2 separate regions of the Homo sapiens genome follow, and region 1 is linked to region 2. A link is an interaction called in ENCODE POLR2A ChIA-PET data of the cell type or tissue named here. Cell type or tissue: OCI-LY7. All regions are shown on one strand. Links, peaks and the distances in the headings refer to the core of each region. The heading gives the core; the rest is flanking DNA.

The links. Peaks named below come from ENCODE experiments on the same cell type or tissue, not always from the same donor. Only the 100,000 strongest peaks of a DNase experiment are listed, where the experiment ranks them.
Region 1: POLR2A ChIA-PET joins it to region 2 with 5 read pairs; 2 of 35 experiments call an interaction of 5 or more read pairs at or near these places.

The regions. Positions count from the first base shown.
Region 1 is chr10:119,702,859-119,714,501 of GRCh38, forward strand. No RefSeq gene overlaps it. Among named protein-coding and RNA genes, the nearest start is that of INPP5F, 17 kb to the right of the region's middle. RefSeq lists enhancers at 1,080-1,129, 1,140-1,189, 1,820-2,099 and a silencer at 8,958-9,147. In OCI-LY7, for the core only: no CTCF peak of the experiment used is centred there; a DNase peak (open chromatin) is centred at 6,283.
Region 2 is chr10:119,101,160-119,112,802 of GRCh38, forward strand. DENND10 (DENN domain containing 10) reads left to right here and starts at 2,954. Exons shown (of 9, transcript NM_207009.4): 1 at 2,954-3,038; 2 at 6,809-7,005; 3 at 10,690-10,769. The coding sequence starts at 2,984. RefSeq lists a silencer at 2,743-3,522 and an enhancer at 4,664-5,163. In OCI-LY7, for the core only: no CTCF peak of the experiment used is centred there; no DNase peak of the experiment used is centred there; H3K4me3 peaks cover 500 bases.

The DNA of each region.
Region 1 (11,643 bases), core at 4,723-8,722, 600 kb after region 2:
GAGAGTCATGGCCTTTGGTAGTTTTGAGTGTATTTACCACTAGGTAGTAATATCTTGTTTTCAAACTGATTATTGCTGACTGAATCATGTCCCCTTAAAGATATGCTCAAGTCCTAATCCCCGGTACCTATGAATGTGAGTTTATTTGGACATACATCCTTTGTAGATCTAAAAAAGTTAAGATGAGGTTTTACTGGAACACTAGTTCAATGACTGGTACCTTTATAAGAAGAGAAAAATTTGAACACTGATACAGACACACAGGGAGAGTGCCGTGTGACAAATGAGACAGAAATTGGAGTGATATATCTACAAGCCAAGGAACACCAAGAATTGCAGGCAGCCTGCGGAAGCTGGAAAAGGCAAGGAAGGATTCTCCCTTGGCGCCTTCAGAGGGAGCCTGGCCCAGCCAACACCTTGATTTTGGATTTCTAGCCTCCAGAATTGTGAGAAAATACACTTCTGTTGTTTACTGCCACCCACTTTATGGTCATTTGTTACAGCAGCCCTAGAAAACCAATACACTGACCAAATGACCACATCTCTTTGTCCCCTCTCTTATTTTATTTATTAATTCACTTATGTTTTATAGAGATGGGGTCTCACTATGTTGCCAAAGCTGGTCTCAAACTCCTGGGCTCAAGAAATCCTCCCACCTTAGCCTCCCAAAGTGCTGGAATTACAGGCATGAGCCACTGTGCCCAGCCCCCTCTCTTATTGTAATCAGTAGATTAATCCTGGTTCTCAATAGCCTTGAGGTTTCTGATGGAAATTTTAATATAATTATTAACATATTCTTTGTTTTTGAGACGGAGTCTTGCACTGCTGCCCAGGCTGGAGTGCAGCGGCACGATCTCGGCTCACTGCAAGGTCTGCCTGTTGGGTTCACGCCATTCTCCTGCCTCAGCCTCCCCAGTAGCTGGGACTACAGGTGCCCGCCACCATGCCTGGCTGATTTTTTATATTTTTAGTAGAGACGGTGTTTCACTGTGTTAGCCAGGATGGTCTCTATCTCCTGACCTCGTGATCCACCTGCCCTGGCCTCCCAAAGTGCTGGGATTACAGACGTGAGCCACCACGCCCTGCCAACATATTCTATTTTTACATTAAAATAATATATATTTGGATTGGGGAAACCTTCTGATGACTGAGTTGGTAAGCTCCTAGGAAAGACAGAAACTCACTCTGTAGGCCCCATCCTGCACAGCTAGTAGATGCTGCAGGGAGAACTGGGCATCCCCCAATGATGTGATGCTTCAGTTTCAACATCTGTAAACGCTGCTGATATTTCCTTCCTGCTACTTCAGAATAAAAATACGTCTTTAAAGTATTTTGAGCTCTATGGAGCCTGCTGTAGAAATTTAGAGGTAGCATGATAATCATCCTTCATCTTCGTTTTTTTTTTTTTTTTGAGTCTTGCTCTGTCGCCCAGGAGGCTGCTTTTTTTTTTTTTTTTTTTTTTTGACTGACCTTCCCTTCTTCTGAACTTGTTATTCACATCTTGTCCTCAAGACATTTTCTCCTTGGTACCGAGCAATAATTTTTGTTCTGATGTCATTGGTGATTCCGCACCTATGGAAAGCTGTTATTTTCCATTCTATCAGGAACTCAGGTATTTATTTCAATCTGTTCGTAGCAGAGAAGAATATTTCTGTTGAATGTATTCCTGTTCTTGTCAGGTTGTAAAGATGAGTAGAATGGGATGCCTCCCTAGCGCTGTGAGTTGTTGTTGTTGTTTGTAATATGTGAAATTGATGTAAACCCTCCTGACTTCAAGTTTTCGAAACCTCCCACTACTGCAATGAGTCAGATAGAACCAGGAACTGACACTAAGCTGATGACCCGAAAAGGGATCCATTGCTGAATTACACCATCATTAGTGAGAAGCTCCTGATCTCCTACTTTCTAACTCCAAGAAAGGTTCTATTTGTCGGTTGAAAGAGAAACTCAGCCACAGGTGGTGGGGTACGTCTATAATTCCAGCACTTTCGGAGGCTGAGGCAGAAGGATCACTTGAGGCCCGGAGTTCAAGAGCAGCCTGGGCAACAGAGTGAGACCCTGTCTTTACAAAAATAGATAGGGATATTTTTGTATGCTTCCTTTCTGGCTCCAGTATAACCTTCTTCTAGAGCTTCTTTGTCCTCAAACCTTAAGGAAAATATGAATAGCTATTCGGTTTTGTTTTTCAGTGTGTACAACCTTTGGGCTCTTATTCTGTCTGCAAAATTTAGACGTTTTTGTTGCTCATTGCTCACCTTCTTAATTTTTTTTTGTTTTTGTTTTTGTTTTGTGAGATGGAGTCTTGCTCTGTCGCCCAGGCTGGAGTGCAATGGCGCAATCTTGGCTCACTGCAACCTCTGCCTCCTGGGCTCAAGTGATTCTCCTGCCTCGGCCTCTCAAGCAGCTGGGATTACAAGGTGCCTCCCACTCAGCTAATTTTTGTGTTTTTGGTAGAGATAGGGTTTCACCATGTTGGCCAGGCTGGTCTCGAACTCCTGTGATCCACCCACCTTGGCCTCCCAAAGTGCTGGGACTACAGGCGTGAGCCACTGCACCCAGCCACCTTCTTAATATTTTTAAGAGGAAGATACTTTCCCACATTAGGTGTTGATTATGATTGACATTTTTATGATTTAAAAAAACCCTGTTTATTCTTAGTGGGCTTACTCATTCAGAGAGTCTGAGTATTATTTTTAGCACACAGCAAACCTGTTATTTTAGATTAGACTAATAATGAAACTAAGTCAGTTTCTTGACTTTTTTTTTCCACTTTCTCAGTTAAAAAATATTTTCAAGATGTCTCTGAAAGGATCTTATTGATTGATTGACTGAGACTGGGTCTTGCTCTGTCGCCCTGGCTGGAGCTCAGTGGCACGATCATAGCTTACTGTAGCCTTGATCTCAAGCGACCCTCCAGCCTCAACTTCCTGAGTAGCTGGTACTACAGGCATTTGCCACTACACCTGGCTGATTTTTTTTTTTTTTTTTTTAAATTTAGTAGATACAAGGTCTTGCTTTGTTGCCCAGGCTGGTCTCGAACTCCTGAGCTCAAGCAATCCTCCCACCTTGGCTTCCCAAAGTGGTGGGATTATAAGTGTGAGCCACTGTGTCTGGCCTGAAAGAATCATTTTTAATAGGTACTCCCATTTGTCCAAGAACCTTAAGGGTATATCAGTCATGAATAGGTTGTTGCAAGTATCTGGTTTCTATATGTCTATATTATTTCATATATTTCATATTGTGCATAGAGAAGGGACTCCACATTTTGTAGGGCAATTTGGATGGGCCCTAAGGTAGGGAATGATGGGGGGAGGAGGGAGATGCAGGTAAGCTGATGATAAGATCTTTGGCTGGTGGTATGGGCTGAATTGTGCCTCCCTAAAATCTACGTGTTGAAGTCCAAACCCCCAAGTACCTCAGACTGTGACTGGGTTTGAAGACAGGGCTCTTAAAGAGCTGACTGAGGTAAAAGGAGGTCAATAGGTTGGGCCCTAATACAATATGACTGATGTCCTTGTACGAAGAGAAGATTAGGACACACACAACACATAAACCTGGAGATAACCATGTGAGGACACAGCAAGAAGAGGCCAATGGTAAGTGAAGGAGAAAGATTGCAGAAGAAATCAACCCTACCAACACCTTGATCTTGGACTGTGTACCCACCCAAATCTCATCTTCAACTGTAGCTCCCATAATCCCCACATGTTGTGGGAGGGGCCCAGTGGGAGGTAATTGAATCATGGGGGCGGTTACCTCCATGCTGTTCTTCTGATAGTGAGTTCTCACAAGATATAATAGTTTTATAAGGGACTTTTCCCTGCTTCACTCTGCACTTCTCCTTGCTGCTGCCATGTGAAGAAGGACATGTTTGCTTTCCCTTCCGCCATGATTACAACTTTCCTGAAATCTCCCCAGCTCTGCAGAACTGTGAGTCAATTAAACTTCTTTCCTTTATAAATTATCCAGTCTCGGGTATGTCCTTGTAGCAGTGTGAGAATGGATTAATACGACTTCTAGCCTCCAAAAGTGTGAGGATGTAAATTTCTTGGCTAAGCCTGCCACTCTGTCACACTTTGTCATGGCAGCTTGAGCAGTCTCAGACAGCTGGGTCCTGGCCATATGATCTTCCCCATTCTGGAGTTCAGCGTGAAGGGTAGGGGGAGGGGCGGGAAGGAGGATGAATGACAAAGCCATCGATTTGGCCATCTGCTCCATACAGCTTTGAGAGCTTTGAGCAAGTCATCAGATACAGGATGGCTGCAGAGATGGAGCCTTCTTGAGAGTAGGGAAGGGGAGAGGAAGTGTGAATAACAATAAAACATACTCAGGTAGTGGGGGCAGAGGGAGAGGCTGCAAATAGTCACTATTTAACACTTTGGTTGCTGTTATACTTCATTCCCTCATGGCTGATGTTTTACTTTTCCTTAAGAGTAAATAGATCTGTACTCTTTAAAAATAGAAGGAAACAATATGATTAATTTAGACAGGCTTCTATTACTCTCTATATGACTTTTTCTTTCTGAGTAACTGTATTAGTCCATTTTCACGCTGCTGATAAAGACATACCCGAGACTGGGTATAAAGAAAAAGAAGTTTAATGGACTCACAGTTCCTCGTGGCTGGGTGGGGGCGGGGGCCTCACAATCATGGTGAAAGGTGAAAGGTGAAAGGCACATCTTACATGGTGGCAGGCAAGAAAGAATGAGAGCCAAGCAAAAGGGAAAACCCCTTATAAAACCATCAGATCTCATGAGACTTATTCACTAGCATGAGAATAGTATGGGGAAACCACCCCCATGATTCAATTATCTCCCACTGGGTTCCTCTCACAACACACGGGAATGATGGGAGCTACAATTCAAGATGAGATTGGGGACACAACCAAACATATCAGTGACATAGGAATTGGCATATTAAAGGGAGCAGTAGAAGCCATTCAAAAAAAGTACAATCCCCCTTGGGCATGTTTACTGGGTTAGTGTTCTCCCCAAATTCATGTCCACCAGGAATCTGTCAATGTGACCTTATTTGGAGACAGGGCTTTTGGCAGATGTAATTAGTCATTAAAATGAGGTCCTACTGGATTAGGGGGGTGGGCCTGTGGGTTGGCCCAACATCCAATTTGACTGGTGCCCTTATAAGAAGAGAACTGGGTGGGTGTGGTAGCTCACACCTGTAATCTCAGCACATTGGGAGGCCAAGGCTAGAGGATCACTTGAGCCCAGGAGTTCGAGACTAGTCTGGGCAACATAGGGAGACCCTACTTTACAAAAAAAAAAAAAAGCTAGGCATGATGGCGTATGCCTTTGGTCCCAGCTACTTGGGAGGCTGAGGTGGGAAGATTTCTTGAGTCCAGGAGGTTGAGGCTGTGGTAAGCTGTGATGACACCACTGTACTCCAGCCTGGGCAACAGAGCGAGACCTCATCTCTTAGAAAAAAAAAAAAAAAAAAAAAAAAAAGAAGAATGGAGCCGAGAGAGACACACACAGACAGACAGGAGGAAAATGCCACGTGACAGTGGAGGCAGACATTGGAGTGATGCAGCCGCATGCCAAGGAATGCCAAGGGTTGCCAGAAGCCACCAGAAACTGGGAAGAGGCAAGGAAGGATCCTTCCCCACTGCCTTCAGAGAGCACATGGCCCTGCCAATGCCTTGATTTCAGACCTCTAGCCTCCAGAATTGTGAGATAATAGATTTCCATTGTTTTCAGCCACCCAGTTTGTGGCACCTGGTGATGGCAGCCCTAGAGAGCTGATACAGGGAGCAGTGCAGGGATAGGCACAGTGCTTGACAAGTGCTTTTGAATTTCAAACAGTAGCTGCAGGTCCAAAGAAGAGATCTCAAACCTGTGTTAGGATTATACAAGTGGTACAGGGTGCAGTGGCTCACACCTGTAATTCCAGCACTTTGGGAGGCTGAGGCAGGTGGATTGCCTGAGCTTATGAGTTCAAGACCAGCCTGGCCAACATGGCAAAACCCCATCTCTACTAAAAATACAAAAAAAAAAAATTAGCAGTGCGTGGTCGCGTGTGCCTGTAATCCCAGCTACTTGGGAGGCTGAGGCAGGAGAATCACTTGACCCCGGGAGGTGGAGGTTGCAGTGAGTCAAGATCATACCAGTGCACTCCAGCCTGGACAACAGAGTGAGACTGCCTCCAAAACAAAACAAAACAAAAAAACAAAAAGAAAAACAAGTGGTATGAATTGTCTAGCACACACCCACAGAAATAGTTTCTTTCCCTTTCAAACGTACTGCATGTCAAATGGAAACTACCGACCAAAATCCCTTGAGATCTCTTGAGGGTATTCATCTGCACAAGTAAGGTAACACGTACAAAGGGCTTTAGAGCCAGAGAACTCATCACAAACTGGGAGGTGATTATTTTTCCTTCAGTGCAAAGAATCTTCTACATTCTGAAACATCAGGATAGCTGCTTAGGGGCATAAAGTCAGCTAGCTTTTGAGAAATTTTTCCATTTTTGAGAAAAAAATAATCATTTAGCAACAGGAACAGGAAGAGAAGTATTGGAATCATAATGTTTCCTTAAATTTCTCAGACATCAACTTGAAGTATGATGCCCATGTTTAGTGTATGGTAGGCTTGTCTTTTCTGCCAAAAGGGATTGTATGAAGATTGACAATGTAGATATTTGAAGCTGATTTTATTTGTTTGTTTGTTTTGAGGCAGGGTCTCCCTCTGTTGCCTAGGCTGGAATGCAGTGGCGCTATCATAGGTGGCTATAGTCTTGAATTCCTGGGTTTAAGTGAGCCTCCCGCCTCAGCCTCCCAAAGTACTGGGATTACAGGCATGAGCCACTTCACCTGGTCTGAAGCTGATTTTGAATGGAATAGCACTGTTCCTAGGTAGGGAGTTACACGAGAGGCTGGGTGGTGCAGTGGAAATCATGCTGGGTTAGAGATTCTGAGGTTGGTTTCTATGAGGCCTGGTGTCAGAAATTTGCTGCCTGACTGTGGGCAAGTTGCTGCAACTTGCGAAGTCTTCGTTAGGCTGGGTAGGTGACTGCTGGATTCTCTATACTTCCCCCACTGAGTGGGAGGGGAGGGTATTAGCCCCTGTAATGAGTGTCCTCCCAAAAGATATGTCCAAGTCCTAATTCTCAGTACTTATGAATGTGACCTTATTTGGAAGTAGAGTTTTTGAAGATGCAATTAATATAAGGATCTTGGGATAAGATCACCCTGGATTAGGATGGGCTCTAAATCCAATGACCAGTGTCCTTTCAAGAGACAGAAAAGGGGAAGACACACAGAAACACAGGGAGGCCTAGTGTGGTGGCTCAAGCCTGTAATCTCAACACTGTGGGAGGCAGAGGCAGGAGGATCGCTTGAGGCCAGGAGTTCAAGACCAGCCTGGGCAACATAGCAAGACCCTGTCTGTATGGAAAAAAAAGAGAAAGAAAAGTATATGTTAGGCTGGGCATGGTACCTAATGCCTGTAATCCCAGCACTTTGGGAGGCTGAGGTGGGTGGATTGCTTGAGCCCAGGAGTTTGGGACCAGCCTGGGCAATATGGCAAGATCCAGTCTCTACAAAATATACAAAAATTAGGCATGGTGGTGCATGCCTGTAGTCCCAGCTACTTGGGAGGCTGAGGTGAGAGGATCACCTGAGCCCAGAAGGTTGAGGCTGCAGTGAGCCATGATCATGCTACTGCACTCCAGCCTGAGCAACAGAGTGAGACCCTGTCTCAAAAAAAAAAAAAAAAAAAAGAAAGAAAGAAAAAAGAGAAAATTACACACACGCACACACACACACATATATGAAAATAAATAGAAACCCATGGAAGAAGGCCAGGTAAAGATTCATGTGAGGGTGGAGTCAGAGATGGAGTTATTCGCTCTAAGCCAAGACACACCAAGGGTTGTGGGAGCTGCCAGAAGGTAGGAGAGAGGCACGGAACGAATTCTCTCACAGAGTCTCCACAAGGAATTGACCCTGCCAACTCCTTAATTTTGGACTTGGCCTCCAGAACAGTGAGAGAATCAATTTCTGTTGTTCTAAGCTACCAAGTTTGTGGTCAATTGCATGGCAGCTATAGGAAACTCATATGGACCTCTACAGGTTAGGAGGGGGCACTGCCCCAACAGGCCCTCTGATATGGTTTGGCTGTGTCCTCACCCAAATCTCATTTTGAATTCCCACGTGTTGTGGGAGGTAATTGAATCATGGGGGCAGGTCTTTCCTGTGCAGTTCTCATGATGGTGAGTAAGTCTCAGGAGATCTGATGGTTATTATAAGGGGGAGTTTCCCTGCATAAGCTCTTTCTTTGCCTGCTGCCATCCATGTAAGATGTGACTTTGCTCCTCCTTGCTTTCCACCATGATTGTGAGGCTTCCCCAGCCATGTGGAACTATAGGTCCACTAAACTTCTTTCTTTTGTAAATTGCCCAGCCTCAGGTATGCCTTTATCAGCAGCATGAAAACAGACTAATACACCCTCTCTACTAGGAACCCCTGAGGAATCATCACTGCGTCTGATGATGGGATGCCAGGGCTGCCCATCTTTGTCAGACCAAACGCATGGGATTCTGAATGAGGTTGTATTTGTTGCCTGTGGCTGCCATAACAAATTAGGACAAACTTGGTGGCTTAAAACAACACACTTTTATGCTCTTATAGTTCTGTAGCACAAAAGTCCAAAATCAGTCTTACTGGGCCAAAATCAATGTGTTAGCAGTGCCTTTCTCCCTTCAGAGGCTCTAAGGGAGAATCAGTTTCTCGTCTCTTCCAGCATCCAGTGGGGGCTGGTGTTCCTTGGTTTGCCCATCTTTTTTATTTTGTTATTATTTTTTTTGGAGACAGAGTCTCACTCTGTCACCCAGGCTGGAGTGCAGTGGCGTGATCTCAGCTCACTGCAACCTCTGCCTCCCAGGTTCAAGTGATTCTCCTGCCTCAGCCTCCCGAGTAGCTGGGACTACAGGTGCGTGCCACCGCAACTGGCTAATTTTTTGTATTTTTAGTTGAGACGGGGTTTCACCATATTGGCCAGGCTGGTCTCAAACTCCTGACCTTGTGATATGCCCATCTCGGCCTCCCAAAGTGCTGGGATTACAGGCGTGAGCCACCGCGCCCGGCCCAGTTTGCCCATTTTAAAGAACAGCACCTTCAAATCTCTCTCGGCTCTGTCTTCCTATCACTTTCTCCCCTGTGTGTAAAATCTCCCTCTGCCTCCTTTGTTTTTTTGAGACAGAGTCTTGCTCTTGTTGCCCAGGCTTGAGTGCAGTGGTGTGATCTCGGCTCACTGCTGCAACCTCCGCCTCCTGGGTTCAAGCAATTCTCCTACCTCAGCCTCCCGAGTAGCTGGGATTACAGGCACATACCACCACACCTGGCTAAATTTTTGTACTTTTAGTAGAGATGGGGTTTCACTATGTTGGCCAGGCTGGTCTCGAACTCCTAACCTCAGATGATCCACCTGGCTCAGCCTCCCAGAGTGCAGGGATTACAGGCATGAGCCACTGTGCCCAGCCCTCTGCCTCCTTCTGATTCACATACATGTGATTGCATTTACGGCCTACCTGGATATCCCAGGATAAGATCCCTAATCACATCTGCAAAGACCCTTTTTCCAAACAGGTAACATTTACAGGTTTCTGATATCATTGAGGGCTGTTATTCAGGTGACTGCAGGGGGTTAGACATGATGGAAATGTCAGACAAGCGAGCGAAAGCCACCCAAGGATAGGAAGCTGCACCTTCATCCCACCATACCACTCAGGGTGAAAGTAATGTGGGGCAGGCCTCTCTGTTCAGGCCTTCAGAGACTATTCTGAAGATGTGCTTAGGCAAAGGTCCCAGCTCTCCAAGGTCAGTTTCTCCCTATGTAAAATGGAGATAAAATATAAAATTTTCTCTACAAGGTTGTTAGCGGAACTATACGAAGTTTTTGAAAGGGTGTCTTAAACTATAGTGTTACAGAAATATTTATACTTTAAAAAAATCTATTTTATATGTAAAGTTTTCCCCTCCAAAATCATTATTTGACAAATTCCTAACATATATGTGTGCGTACATATATATATGTACGCACACATATATATACACATATATGTACGCACACATATATATACACATATATATGTACACACATATGTACACATATATACGCACACACATACATACATATAATATTAACATAATTAAATATATTAAGAGAATATTCCGGCCCAGGCACGGTGGCTCACGCCTGTAATCCCAACACTTTGGGAGGCCAAGGTGGACAGATCACAAGGTCAGGAGTTTGAGACCAGCCTGGCCAATATGGTGAAACCCCATTTCTACTAAAAATACAAAAATTAGCCGGGCGTGGTGGGGAGCATCTGTAGTCTCAGCTACTCGGGAGGCTGAGGCAGAAGAATTGCTTGAACCCAGGAAGTGGAGGTTGTAACGAGCTGAGATGGTGCCACTGCACTCCAGCCTGGGCGACACAGCAAGACCCTGTCTCAAAAAACAAAAAACAAAAACAAAAAAACAACAAAAAAGAGAATATGTGTTTCCTCCATTTATTTATTTATTTATTTATGTGAGACAGAGTCTTGCTCTGTTGCCCAGGCTGGAGTACAGTGGTGTGATCTTGGCTCACTGCAACCTCCACCTCCAGGGTTCAAGCGATTCTCGTGTCTCAGCCTCCCAAGTAGCTGGGGTTACAGGCATGTACCACCACACCTGGCTAATTTTTGTATTTCCAGTAGAGACGGGGTTTCACCATGTTGGCCAGGCTGGCCTCCAACTCCTGGCCTCAAGTGATCCACCTACCTCAGCCTCCCAAAGTGCTGGGATTACAGGCATGAGCCACCACACCTGGCTTTCCCCTAATTTTTGATTGTCTCCTGCTCTCCTTTAATCCCCCTCCCAGTATGAAATCTCCTAAACCCTACCTTGGAAATTCCAACCCTTCCCACAGGTTGGAACCTGCCTTCTATCTCCCTAAGTATCCCACAATCCCTACCACTACAGCTCTGATGGCTCTGGAGTTGGGGCGCCGTGAGCTTGGATTCCTATGAATTAGTGGAGGACTGTGATTCCTTGCTGCTTCTGGGCAGTGCCTTAACCAGCAGTGGCTGTGGCCAGGTTGATCCTGAATCCCCCAAGGACAAGCACGCCTTGCCACTGAGTATTACATTTTTTCCTGAAACCACCCAGTCTAGCATCACACGATGAAAACACTCTCCACCTATTAATAGTACTTTTGAATCTACTCCTGGAAAATCTATACCCTGGCATTACTGAATCAAAGATGCTTCCTAGCTCTATTTTCAATATAAGGGCTCCACATGAACTGAGAATAGCTCTGTCTGAGTCATTGGGATGAATGGTGCCATCTTTAAACATAGTTTCCAATCTCTAAATTTATCTCTAAAACAAATGTGTGTATGTGTGTGTGTGTGTGCTCATCCAGCTCCATAACTGTTAGTAGATTAGAGAGCTGGAGGGAGCAGAAAGTGTATCTGAGCTCAGAAGAGGAGGAGCGGCTAAAAGGACACGGGAGAATGATCACAGAGGGGAGACAAGCCAAGAGAAGACAACGAACAGGCACAGATCCTCCTGGGATGTAGAAGCACAGAAGGTTCTTTCCTGCTAGCAATGGGGGCAAGAACTGTGATGCCTGAAGCTTCTTC
Region 2 (11,643 bases), core at 3,628-7,627:
CATGGTGGTGCCTGCCTGTAGTCCCAGCTACTCAGGAGGATGAGGTGGGAGGATAGCTTGAGCCTGGATCAAAGCTGCAGTGAGCCGTGATCGTGCCACTGCACTCCAGCCTGGGTGACAGAGTGAGACCCTGTCTCAAAAAAATAAAAATGTATATCATAGCCATGAGTATAGCTATATGCTGAATCCTGAGAATCCTTCCAACAAATCATTGAATTTGGGGGGTGGTCTTGGGGACCCTTTATATTCTTACCTATAAAATTAGGCTATTCTTATCAATAAAACTAGCATAAAGATTTTCCCTGATTCAAATCTTTATTGGGAGAGTCACGGAGGAAAGTATGGTTAGCTCCATTTGATCACTGAGAAAACATGCACAGAAAAGATAGGAAACATGTGTGAGGTTTCGCAGCTAAGATGGGCAAGGGGGTTGGAACTCAGGTTGTCTGTTTCCACACCCCAGCTCCATCTGTCTGTGACAGCGCAGAGGTCAGTCTTACTTTTAAAGATTGGGGATGCGTCGCCTCTGCTCTCTCCACCCTCTATTCCTTTTCCCTTCACTCTGGTGTACCTGTCTGGCAGGTAAGACAGCACTTGTGGAGAAACAGGAGGGAAGGAGGTGTCAATTCCAGGTATCATCCCACTCACTGGAGCCTGGACACACCCCTCATTATCTTTCCCCTCCCTGCACCCACTATCATCTCCCTCTCCTTTGTTTAATTATCTGTTCATCATCGTCTTCATCCTCATTTCTTTTCTTTTTTTTTCTGAGATGGAGTCTCACTCTGTCGCCCAGGCTGGAATGCAGTGGCGCGATCTTGGCTCACTGCAACCGTCCTCTCTTGGGTTCAAGCCAGTCTGCCTCAGCTTCCTGAGTAGCTGGGATTACAGGCACCTGCCACCATGCCTAGCTAATTTTTGTGATTTTTTGTTTGTTTGTTTTTGAGATGGAGTCTCGCTCTGTCGCCCAGGCTGGAGTGCAGTGGCGTGATCTCGGCTCACTGCAAGCTCCGCCTCCCGGGTTCACGCCATTCTCCTGCCTCAGCCTCACAAGTAGCTGGGACTACAGGCACCTGCCACCACGCCCGGCTAATTTTTTGTATTTTTAGTAGAGACAGGGTTTCACCGTTTTAGCCGGGTTGGTCTCAATCTCCTGACCTCGTGATCCACCCACCTCAGCCTCCCAAAGTGCTAGGATTACAGGCGTGAGCCACCGTGCCCCACCTAGTGCAAGTTTCTAGTTGGCTTCCAAACTGATTCCACATCTGTGTCCCACTCCTCAGCCTCTAAACACCTGCTTCTTTTCTGTGAAAACTAGACACATTAACAGTTATACTACAACAGGAAGCCCAGAGAATAGAAGGGCACGTAGTTCAGGGTGCTGCCTTCCAGGGGTTCAGTTTAGTGAGAGAAACAGGAATGCCATATACACACCTAAATATACTCCAATGTATAAATTGCAGCCTGGGCAACATAGCGAGAAACTGTCTCCAAAAAAAAAAGAAAGAAAAAAGAAAAAAACAGGCGCAGTGGCTCACGCCTGTAATCCCAGCTACGCAGGAGGCTGAGGCAGGAGAATCCCTTAAAACCGAGAGGCGGAGGTTGCAGTGAGCCGAGATCGCGCTATTGCACTCCAGGCCGGGCAACTGAACAAGACTCCATCTCAAAAAAAAAAAAAAAAAAAGAAAAAAGAAAAAAAGATGAGGGTGGGATTGTATTCCTGCAGACACCAAGGACCCTCCCTAATTAGCTCTGTGTGACTTGGGGTTGGGGCAGACAGTAGATCCAGAGGAGGAATCTTGGAGCCAAATCTTCCAATGTCTGAGTCGTTACTATCATTCAGATCTCAGTTCAAATATCCCTTTCTCAGAGAAGCCTTTCTTGACACCCATTTTAGAGCAGCACACCTCCACTCTCTAACACACTGCCTCCAGGGCACATATCGTTGCCTCCAGGGCACATATCATTCTGAGCTTTTTTACTATTATCTATCTATCTGTCATCTATTTATCTATTTATTTATTTTTGAGACAGGGTCTCACTCTGTCACCCAGGCTGGAGTGAGTGGCAGGATCACAGCTCACTGCAGCCTCAAAATCCTGGGCTCAAATGATTTTCCTGCCTCAGCCTGAGAGTAGCTGGGACTACAGGTGCATGCCACTATGCCTGGCTAATTTTTAAATTTTTTTTGTAGAGATGGGTCTCACTATGTTGCCAAGGCTGATCTCGAACTCCTGACCTCAAGTGATGCTCCTGCCTTGGCCTCCCATCGTGTTGGGATCAGAGGCGTGAGCCACCTCACCTGGCCTGGATTATTTATTCTACTCGCCAATTGTCTGTCTTCCCCAGTGGACTGCTCTGTCTTGTTCAGCCCTATAAGGTATCCCCAGTGCCTTATTAGGCCCTCAATTTTTGTTTTGTTTTGTTTTGGGGGTGGCTGGATGAAGGAATGGATGGAGACCCTTCCTCCATCCTCAGGACGCCTCTTTTTAGGAACAAGGTGACCTGTTCTTTTGAGCTTGACCAGAGGGCAGAGGTAGAACAAGGAAAGCCTACGACGGGAAGAAAGATTGGAGTGGATTGAGAAGAAGAAGGATGAACAGCTGGATTAGAGAAATTGAGGCAGGCTGCGGAGACTCAAGGAGGTTTCCAAGGGCGAAGGGCCACGGGCAGAAGACGAGTGGAGCTGCACTGAGCAGGTCCTGGCAGGGAGGACTGGGGCTGGAATAGGTGGGCCTGCGGGTGGGGCGGGGCCGACGGGGGGGGTTGATGGTCCTGTGATGGGGCGGGGCGGGAGGGAGGCGGGTCCTACAGCGGGAGGCGGGGCCTGTGATGGTCCGGGGAGGGAGGCGGGGCTTATGATGGGCCGGGGAGGGAGGCGGGGCCTGTGATGGGGGCGGGCCCTACGGCGGGCGGGGCGGGGTTCGGGTGCGAGGCCGGTCCTGCAGGCGGCAGCCAGAGCTGCGCGCCGCGGCGGCGGAAGATGGCTGCGGCCGAGGTGGCGGACACTCAGCTGATGCTTGGAGTCGGGCTGATCGGTGAGGACGTAGGCGCCCTGCCTGGAAGCCCGCACCCTGGTTCTGCCTCTGCTCCACCTCGGCCCGGGGCAGCCCGGGCTCCCGCGGCCCCCGGCGCCGACCGCATGAGGAGGGCGCGGCCCCCTCCCTGTTGGGCCTGGACTGGGGACTGCGGAGCCCGGCCTCCTTGGTGCAGGGGACCCGGCCCGCCGCCCTCGCCCGCCCGCCCGCGGCCGCCTGTGGGGCCTGCCCGGCCCGAGGGAGCCCGGGGACCTCCAAGATTCCGGGGTGGAGCTCCCCCTGCACGCCCCGGGTTGCCCGGCGGAGCCGGGACGTCGAGCGCTCCCAGGCTGGGCAGCTGCGAGGGGCGCTGCGCGGGCGGGGCCGGGCCGGGCGGGAGCAGCCGGCTGGCGGCGCGGCGCGGCGCGGCGGGGAGGAGGCAGGGTCCGGTTCCCCCGAGCCGGGGGCGGGCGGCTGCCTCGGAGCCACGGGTGACTGCCCGCCCGGGCGGCCCCCATCGTGGGACCGGGCAGCTGGAGACTGCTGGGCCGGGTGCTGCGCGTTGTACACACATTGTCTCCTTTTAGCTCTCACCAAGGACCGAGGGGCCGTGGGAAACGTCTGACGCCCACTTCACGGAGGAGCAAATGGAGGCCCAGGCCGTCATTGTGCACGGACACACCATAGGCCGTACAGAGCCGGGAGTGGGACCCTCGCAGTGTATCCCAGAGCCCCCAACCCCCACCAGTGGAGAGCTCCTGCATCATGTGATCGAGCTTGTGCATAAATAAAGCAGGAGTTTCTACACAATCCTGTGTGGTGGAATCTCGGTTAGCTCTGAGGAATGTAATTATCTTCCATAATTAAAAAATATCACACGGGGATCTTTGGGCAGCCTCGTGCAGTATTTAGGGGATGGAACCCGTTGGTTCCCTTCGAAAAAGTTTTATTTTCCCGAGATTTTTGCACACCCCTAAACTCTTTCTATTCCCCAAGTGCGCAATAACATTGCTTAGGCTTTAGCAAAACTGAAGAAATATGCTGATTATTTTTCAGTGCCTCAAAGCAGTGCGTTTATGTGGGAATCGCTTACTGTTTTTATTTCTTTGTCTTTCTTCTTTTTTTTTTTTTTAGACGGGGTCTCCCTCTTATCCAGGCTGGAGTGCAGTAGCGCAATCATCGCTCTCTGCAGCCTCCACCTCCCAGGCCCAAACCATCCTCCCGCCTCGGCCTCCGAGTAGCTGGGACCTCAGGCGTGCACCACCACCCGATTAATTTTTGTATTTTTTGTGGAGATGGGATACCGACATGTTGTCCAGGTGGATTACTGTATTTATTTCTAATGTGATTTTCAAACTGCTTCAAAACAAAACCTAAGTAACTTAGTTTCTCCAGAAGGTACTTTTGAACTAAGGCTAAGTTAAACTGTCTTTATCTACTAATAGCAAATAAAAAGATGACATATGATCATATTTTGAACTCAGCAGTTTTTTAATTATTCACACTAACGTGCATTTAAAAGGGGTTTGCAGCCAGCCTGGGCAATGTGGTAAAACCCTCGTGTCTCTACAAAAAATACAAAAATTAGCCGGGTGTGGTGTGCCTGTAGGTGGGAGGATTGCTTGGTCCCAGGAGGCAGAGGTTGCAGTGAACTGAGATCATGCCACTGTACTCCAGCATGGGTGACAGAGTGAGACCCCCCCCAACCCCGTCTCAAAAAAAGAAATTGAAAAAAGAGGCCAGGCGTGGTGGCTCATGCCTGTAATCCTAGCACTTTGGGAGGCTGAGGCAGGTGGATCAATTGAGGCTGGGAGTTGATCAGCCTGGCCAATATAGCGAGACCCTGTCTTCACTAAAAAGGCAAAAAATTAACTGGGCGTGGTGGTGCACACCTGTAATCTCAGCTACTTAGGAGGCTGAGGCAGGAGAATCACTTGAACCCGGGAGGTGGAAGTTGCAGTGAGCTGAGATCAGAGGTGGAGGTTGCAGTGAGCTGAGATTGCGCCACCGCACTGCAGCCCAAGTGACAGAGTTAGACCCTGTCTCAGAGAGAGAAAAAAAAACAGAATGTGAGTGTCTTTTTTAGTATAATGATTTCTTTTCCTTTCGGCAGATACCCAGTAATGGGATTACTGGGTGGAATGGTAATTCTGTTTTCAATAACAATTTTTTATTTGTAGTCTTTAGAGACAGGGTCTCTCTCTGTTGACTAGGCTGGAATGCAGTGGTGCATAGCTCACGACAACCTCTGAATCTTGGGCTAACTTGATCCTCCCACCTTAGCTTCCTGAGTAGCTGGGACCATAGGCACACACCACCATGTCCAGCTAATTAAAATTTTTTTTTTGTAGAGATGCGGTCTCACTATGTGGCCCAGGTTGGTCTGGAACTTCTGGCCTCAGGCGATCCTCCTGGGTTCCCAAAGTGTTAGGATTATAGGCATGAGCCATTATGCTTGGCCTAAACAATTTTAAATACAAAATTCACACAGTTGGTATGCAACATGGTTTGAAATATTTCACTATTTTCTTCATCTCTGGTTTTGTTTTCGACAAACCTTTTCTATGTATTTATTAAAAATTATTCGGCTGGGCACGGTGGCTCACGCCTATAATCCCAGCACTTTGGGGGGCCGAGGCAGGCAGATCATCTGAGGTGGGGAGTTCGAGACCAGCCTGACCAATGTGGAGAAACCAAAACCCCATCTTTACTAAAAATACAAAATTAGCCAGGAGTGGTGGTGCATGCCTGTAACCCCAGCCACTCGGGAGGCTGAAGCAGGAGAATAGCTTGAATCTGGGAGATGGAGGTTGTGGTGAGCTGAGATCACTGCATTGCACTCCAGCCTGGGCAATAAGAGCAAAACTCCATTTAAAGAATTATTCCGCCCAGCACTTTGGGAGGCCGAGGCGGGCAGATCACCTGAGGTCAGGAGTTCAAGACCAGCCTGGCTAACATGGCGAAACCCTGTCTCTACTAAAACTACAAAAATTAGCTGGGCATGGTGGTGGGCACCTGTAATCCCAGCTACTTGGGAGGCCAAGGCAGAAGAATCGTTTGAACCTGGGAGCCAAGATAGCACCAGTACACTCTAGCCTGGGTGACGGTGAGACTCCGCCTCAAAAAAAAAAAAAAGAATTATTCCAACTAGTTAAAAACTTAATGTAATTTTAGTTGATAAGCATTTGTGTGGGAGGAGATAGGGAGAAACTCTAACATCTTTCTTTGTCTTTTTTTTTTTTTTTGAGACCAAGTTTTGCTCTGTTGCCCAGGCTAGAGTGCAGTGGCGTGATCTTGGCTGACTGCAACCTCTGCCTCCCGGGTTCAAGCAATTCTCTTGCCTTAGCCTCCTGAGTAGCTGGGATTACAGGCATGCCCCACCACACCCGGATAATTTTTGTATTATTAGTAGAGATGGGGTTTCTCCAGGTTGGTCAGGCTGGTCTCGAAGTCCCGACCTCAGGTAATCCACTCGCCTTGGCCTCCCAAAGTGATGGGATTACAAGCATGAGCCATCGTGCCCGGCCAAAACTCTACCATATCTCTAAGGCTGAATTTTCATTCATGGTTTGTTATAAAAACTTTTTACTCAGGTGGCCTGTAATTCAGGATCATGACAGCTAGATAATTTGAGCAGTAGAGATAGGTGGGAATTTGGGGTGTCAGGTATTGTGAGTTGCTTTGTAAGATGGGATGTTAAAACTGATTCCACTAAGTGTTTCTGAGTAACCAATCAATTCACTTCCTTGCTGCTGTTTGACATTCTCACAGTGACCATCTTTCCACCGTAGAAAAGGACACAAATGGAGAAGTTCTGTGGGTGTGGTGTTATCCTTCCACGACAGCCACATTAAGGAACCTGCTGCTGAGAAAATGCTGCCTTACAGATGAAAACAAACTTCTCCATCCCTTTGTCTTTGGTCAGTACAGAAGAACATGGTTTTATATCACAACAATTGAAGTTCCAGATTCTTCCATTTTGAAAAAGGTATGATTGCGTGAAGGTAAAAAAAAAACCCCAAAATAGGCTGGGCGCGGTGGCTCATGCCTGTAATCCCAGCACTTTGGGAGGCTGAGGTCGGCAGATCACAAGGTCAAGAGATTCAGACCATCCTGGCCAGCAAGGTGAAACCCCATCTCTACTAAAAACACAAAAATTAGCTGGGCGTGGTGGCGCACGCCTGTAGTCCCAGCTACTCAGGAGGCTGAGGCAGGAGAATCGCTTGAACCTGGGAGGCGGAGGTTGCGGTGAGCCAAGATTGTGCCACTGCACTCCAGCCTGGCGACAGAGCGAGACTCCGTCTCAAAAAAAAAAAAAAAAAGAAAAGAAAATATTAAATATTATTTTCATTGGGAATACTCTGTTTCACACTTCACTCTCATTCATTCTATAAATATTTATTGTTGTCTATTATATGACAGACCCTGTAGTTGATACAGTGGTGAGCAGTACAGCAATATGTGGTCTTTTCCCCTTTTTTTTTGTTTTTGTTTTTTTGAGATGGAGTTTTTCTGTTGGTCAGGCTGGAGTGCAATGGCGCAATCTCGGCTCACTGCAACCTCCGCCTCCCGGGTTCAAGCGATTCACCTGCTTCAGCCTCCCGAGTAGCTGGGATTGCAGGCACCCACCATCACGCCTGGCTAATTTTTTGTATTTTTAGTAGAGACAGGTTTTACCATGTTTGCCAGGCTGGTCGTGAATTCCTGACCTCAGGTGATGCACCCGGCCAGGATAAATTAAGAATTTAGAAAGGCAGGCCGAGCGTGTTGGCTCACGCCAGTAATCCCAGCATTTTGGGAGGCTGAGGCAGGCGCATCACCTGAGGTTGTGAGTTCAAGACCAGCCTGACCAACATGGAGAAACCGCATCTCTACTAAAAATACAAAAAATTAGCCGGGCGTGGTGGCGCATGCCTGTAATCCCAGCTACTCGGGAGGCTGCGGCAGGAGAATCTCTTGAACCCGGGAGGCAGAGGTTGTGGTGAGCTGTGATTGCGCCATTGCACTCTAGCCTAGGCAACAAGAGCGAAACTCCGTCTCAAAAAAAAAAAAAAAAGAATTTAGAAAGGATATTTAAGGCAGCTTGTGTATTAAGTAGACTTTTCTTGGTGTGTTGTTTGATATGAACAGTATCAGTGTGACATGTGGAAGACTAGGATGTAATCGTGGACTTTCCTAATCCCAAGCAACCAGCAGGTTTTTTCAAAGAATAGAATATTGGAACAATACTTTATCTGAGCCTCTGGCATGTACCCAAACAGAGATTTTTTCCCGTTTTAGGGCTAATTTATAGCCAATAGTGCGACTATGTGAAGCATGACTAGAATACCAGCTTAAATTTTAAAAATTACATTTAAAATAGCAGGAAGGTAACAATTTAGAAACTGTAGAAGGTTTAAGACAAAACAGATTCATAGTTACAAAATATAAATTTGCAAGAAGATACTTTTTTTTTTTTTTTACGGGAGTTTTGCTCTTGTTGCCCGGGCTGGATTGCAGTAGCATGATCTCGGCTCACTGCAACCTCCATCTCCCAGATTCAAGCGATTCTCCTGCCTCAGCGTCCTGAGTAGCTGGGATTACAGGCATTCGCCACCACGTCCAGCTAATTTTCTTTTTTTTTTTTTAACTTCAATTTTTAATTTTTATTTTTTGAGTCAGAGTCTCATTTTGTCACCCAGGCTGGAGTGCAATGGTGCAATCATGTCTTACTGCAGCCTTAATCTCCTGGGCCCAAGTGATCCTCCCTCCTCAGCTCCCTGAGTAGCTGGGAGCACATGTGTGCACTACCATGCCCAGCTAGTTTTTAAATTTTTTGTAGAGATGAGGTCTCACTCTGTTGCCCAGGCTGGTCTTGAACTCCTGAGTTCAAGCGATCCTCCTGTCTTTTCTCCTAAAGTTCTGGGATTAACAGGCGCGAGCCACCGCACCTGGCCAAAAAGATAGGTTTCAATATGTAATGAAATCTTTGGTTTATTGCTCAATAAGTTCTTTTTGTTTTTGTTTTTTTTTTGAGATGGAGTCTTGCTCTGTCACCCAGGTTGGAGTGCAGTGGTGTGATCTCGGCTCACTGCAACCTCTGCCTCCCAGGATCAAGCGATTCTTGTGCCTCAGCCTCCCAAGTAGCTGGGACTACAGGCATGCACCACCACCTACTCTTCATTTTAAATGTATCTCTTCAAAGTTTTGTATTTATGAAATTCTGAATTTTGTCTCATTAGTGGAAATATTAGGTATATGTTTATCAGAAATTTATAATATAGAGGCATATAAGTAAATGAAGGTTTTTTTCTTTTTTTGAGACAAAGTCTCACTCTGTCGCCCAGCCTGGAGTGCAGGGACAAAATCTCGGCTCACTGCAACCTCTGCCTCCTGGGTTCAAGCAATTCCCTGCCTCAGCCTCCCGAGTAGCTGGGATTATAGGCACCTGCCACCATTCCTGGCTAATTTTTGTAGTTTTAGTTGAGACAGGGTTTCACCATCTTGGCCAGGCTGGTCTTGAACTCCTGACCTTGTGATCCACCTGCCTCGGCCTCCCAAAGTGCTGGGATTACAGATGTGAGCCATCATGCCCAGCCAAAACTTCTTATAATAGTACTTTTTAGCTTATGGCACCCTGCAGAGAGTTAGTTCAGGAGCTGTATGGTTGTTACTGAGATGTATTTTGTTGTTTTTCATCCTTTTATAACGAAGAACAATTGCTATTCGACAGAGCTGTAGTGTGACTATGATTAAGAATAATCTATTAATTTCAAAATAGTTAGAATAATTTGAATGTTTTCAGCATAAAGAAAAGATAAATAGTCTGGGTGCGGTGGCTGATGCCTGTAATCCCAGCACTTTGGGAGCTGAGGTGGGTGGATCATTTGAGGCCAGGAGTTCGAGACCAGCCTGGCCAACAGAGTGAAACACTGTCTCTACTGAAAATACAAAAAATTAGCTGGGCATGGTGGTGTGCCTATAATCCCAGCTACTTGGGAGCTTGGGAGGCTGAGGCATGAGAATTGCTTGAACCCGGGAGGCAGAGGTTACAGTGAGCTGAGATTACACCACTGCACTCCAGCCTGGGCGACAGAGCAAATGTCCCAAAAAAAAAAAAAAAAAAAACTGGAAAAATATATACATCTATTATGTATCAATAAAAATAAGTAAAATAAGGGTTTGGTGGTAGTGCCTGTAATCCCAGCTACTTAAGAGGCTGAGGCTGGAGGATCTCTTGAGCCCAGGAGTTCAAGTCCAGCCTAGGCAACATAGTGAGACCCCAACTCAAAAAAAAAAATAGGTAAAATAAAATAGTAAAAAAGTGTGGAGGAGAAAAGATAAGCAGTTGCTAAATTGGTGAGTCTGATTTAGCACTTCTTTCTTGTACTTTGATGAGATTAGGGGACATTAAGTAGAAATGTACTTTTTTTATATTTGAGTGAAGTATTTTTGATTTCTGAAAATTTTTTCTCTAAATATTGCATTCTTATGTAGGAAATTCAATATATATGTATATGTAATACATATGCACATGCAGAAGTATAAAGAAGCAAGTGAGGACTTGTTAAATTTTGGTCTTTTTCTTTTAATACTGTTGTGTCTTATACAAAAGGTTTGTTAGAATATAGTAATAAAAATTCTGCTAAAGTGTATTTAAAAAGTGTATTTTTTTGTTGTTTCTTTTGAACAGGTGACTCATTTTTCTATTGTCCTGACCGCCAAAGATTTTAACCCAGAGAAGTATGCTGCCTTCACTAGGATATTGTGTAGGTCTGTATAAAAATTGTATTAAATGCTAATATACAAAATGAAGACCTTAGTATAGTTACATAGCAGATTTCTACACTGAGAAAGCAAAGTTCAGCCTTGTGTCTCCCCAGCATAATCTTTAGTAGCCCTTCACAGACTGTAAAGACGGCCTTTCTCTTTTGCTCTGTTGATACTTCTCTTATTTGGGTAAATGATCTAGGGGAAGAGAAGGAGCAGTTTTATAGCTATTGTAGCTCCTGGGTGTTTTGAATCACTTCCTACTTTTGATCTGTTACTTCTGTTCACTTCCAGTCTAGAATTCCCTTAGTAGGTTGGATAAGTTAAGGGCCTTATGACATGGTAAACTGGTTCGTATGTGTCAAGGTCTGTGTGTACAGTCATTTTGGGGAAAGAATTATGCCGAAGCACAATAACACATTTCTTAGCTGGAATGCTGAGAAGCTAGGGAATTCTGATTAACTGGTTAGTCACGATTCAGCTAGACTCTTTTAGTTTCATCTCCATTGTTGAAAAATTTATCTAAAATATACCAGTCTATTTTCTTTTCTTTTTCTTTTTCTTTTTCTTTTTTTTTTTTTTTTTGAGACAGGGTCTCACTCTGTTGCTCAGACTGGAGTGCAGCGGCTTCATCATGGCTCACTGCAGTCTTGACCTCCCAGGACTCAGGTGATCCTCCCACCTCAGCCTCCCATGTAGCAAGGACTGCAGGTGCGCACTTCCATGCCTAGCCAATTTTTTATATTTTTTGTAGAGACAGGGTTTCACCATGTTGCCCAGGCTGGTTTCAAACTCCTGAGCTCAAGTGATCTGCTCATGTTGGCCTCCCAAAGTGCTGGGATTATAGGCGTGATGAAACTCTTTTTTTATGTGTTAA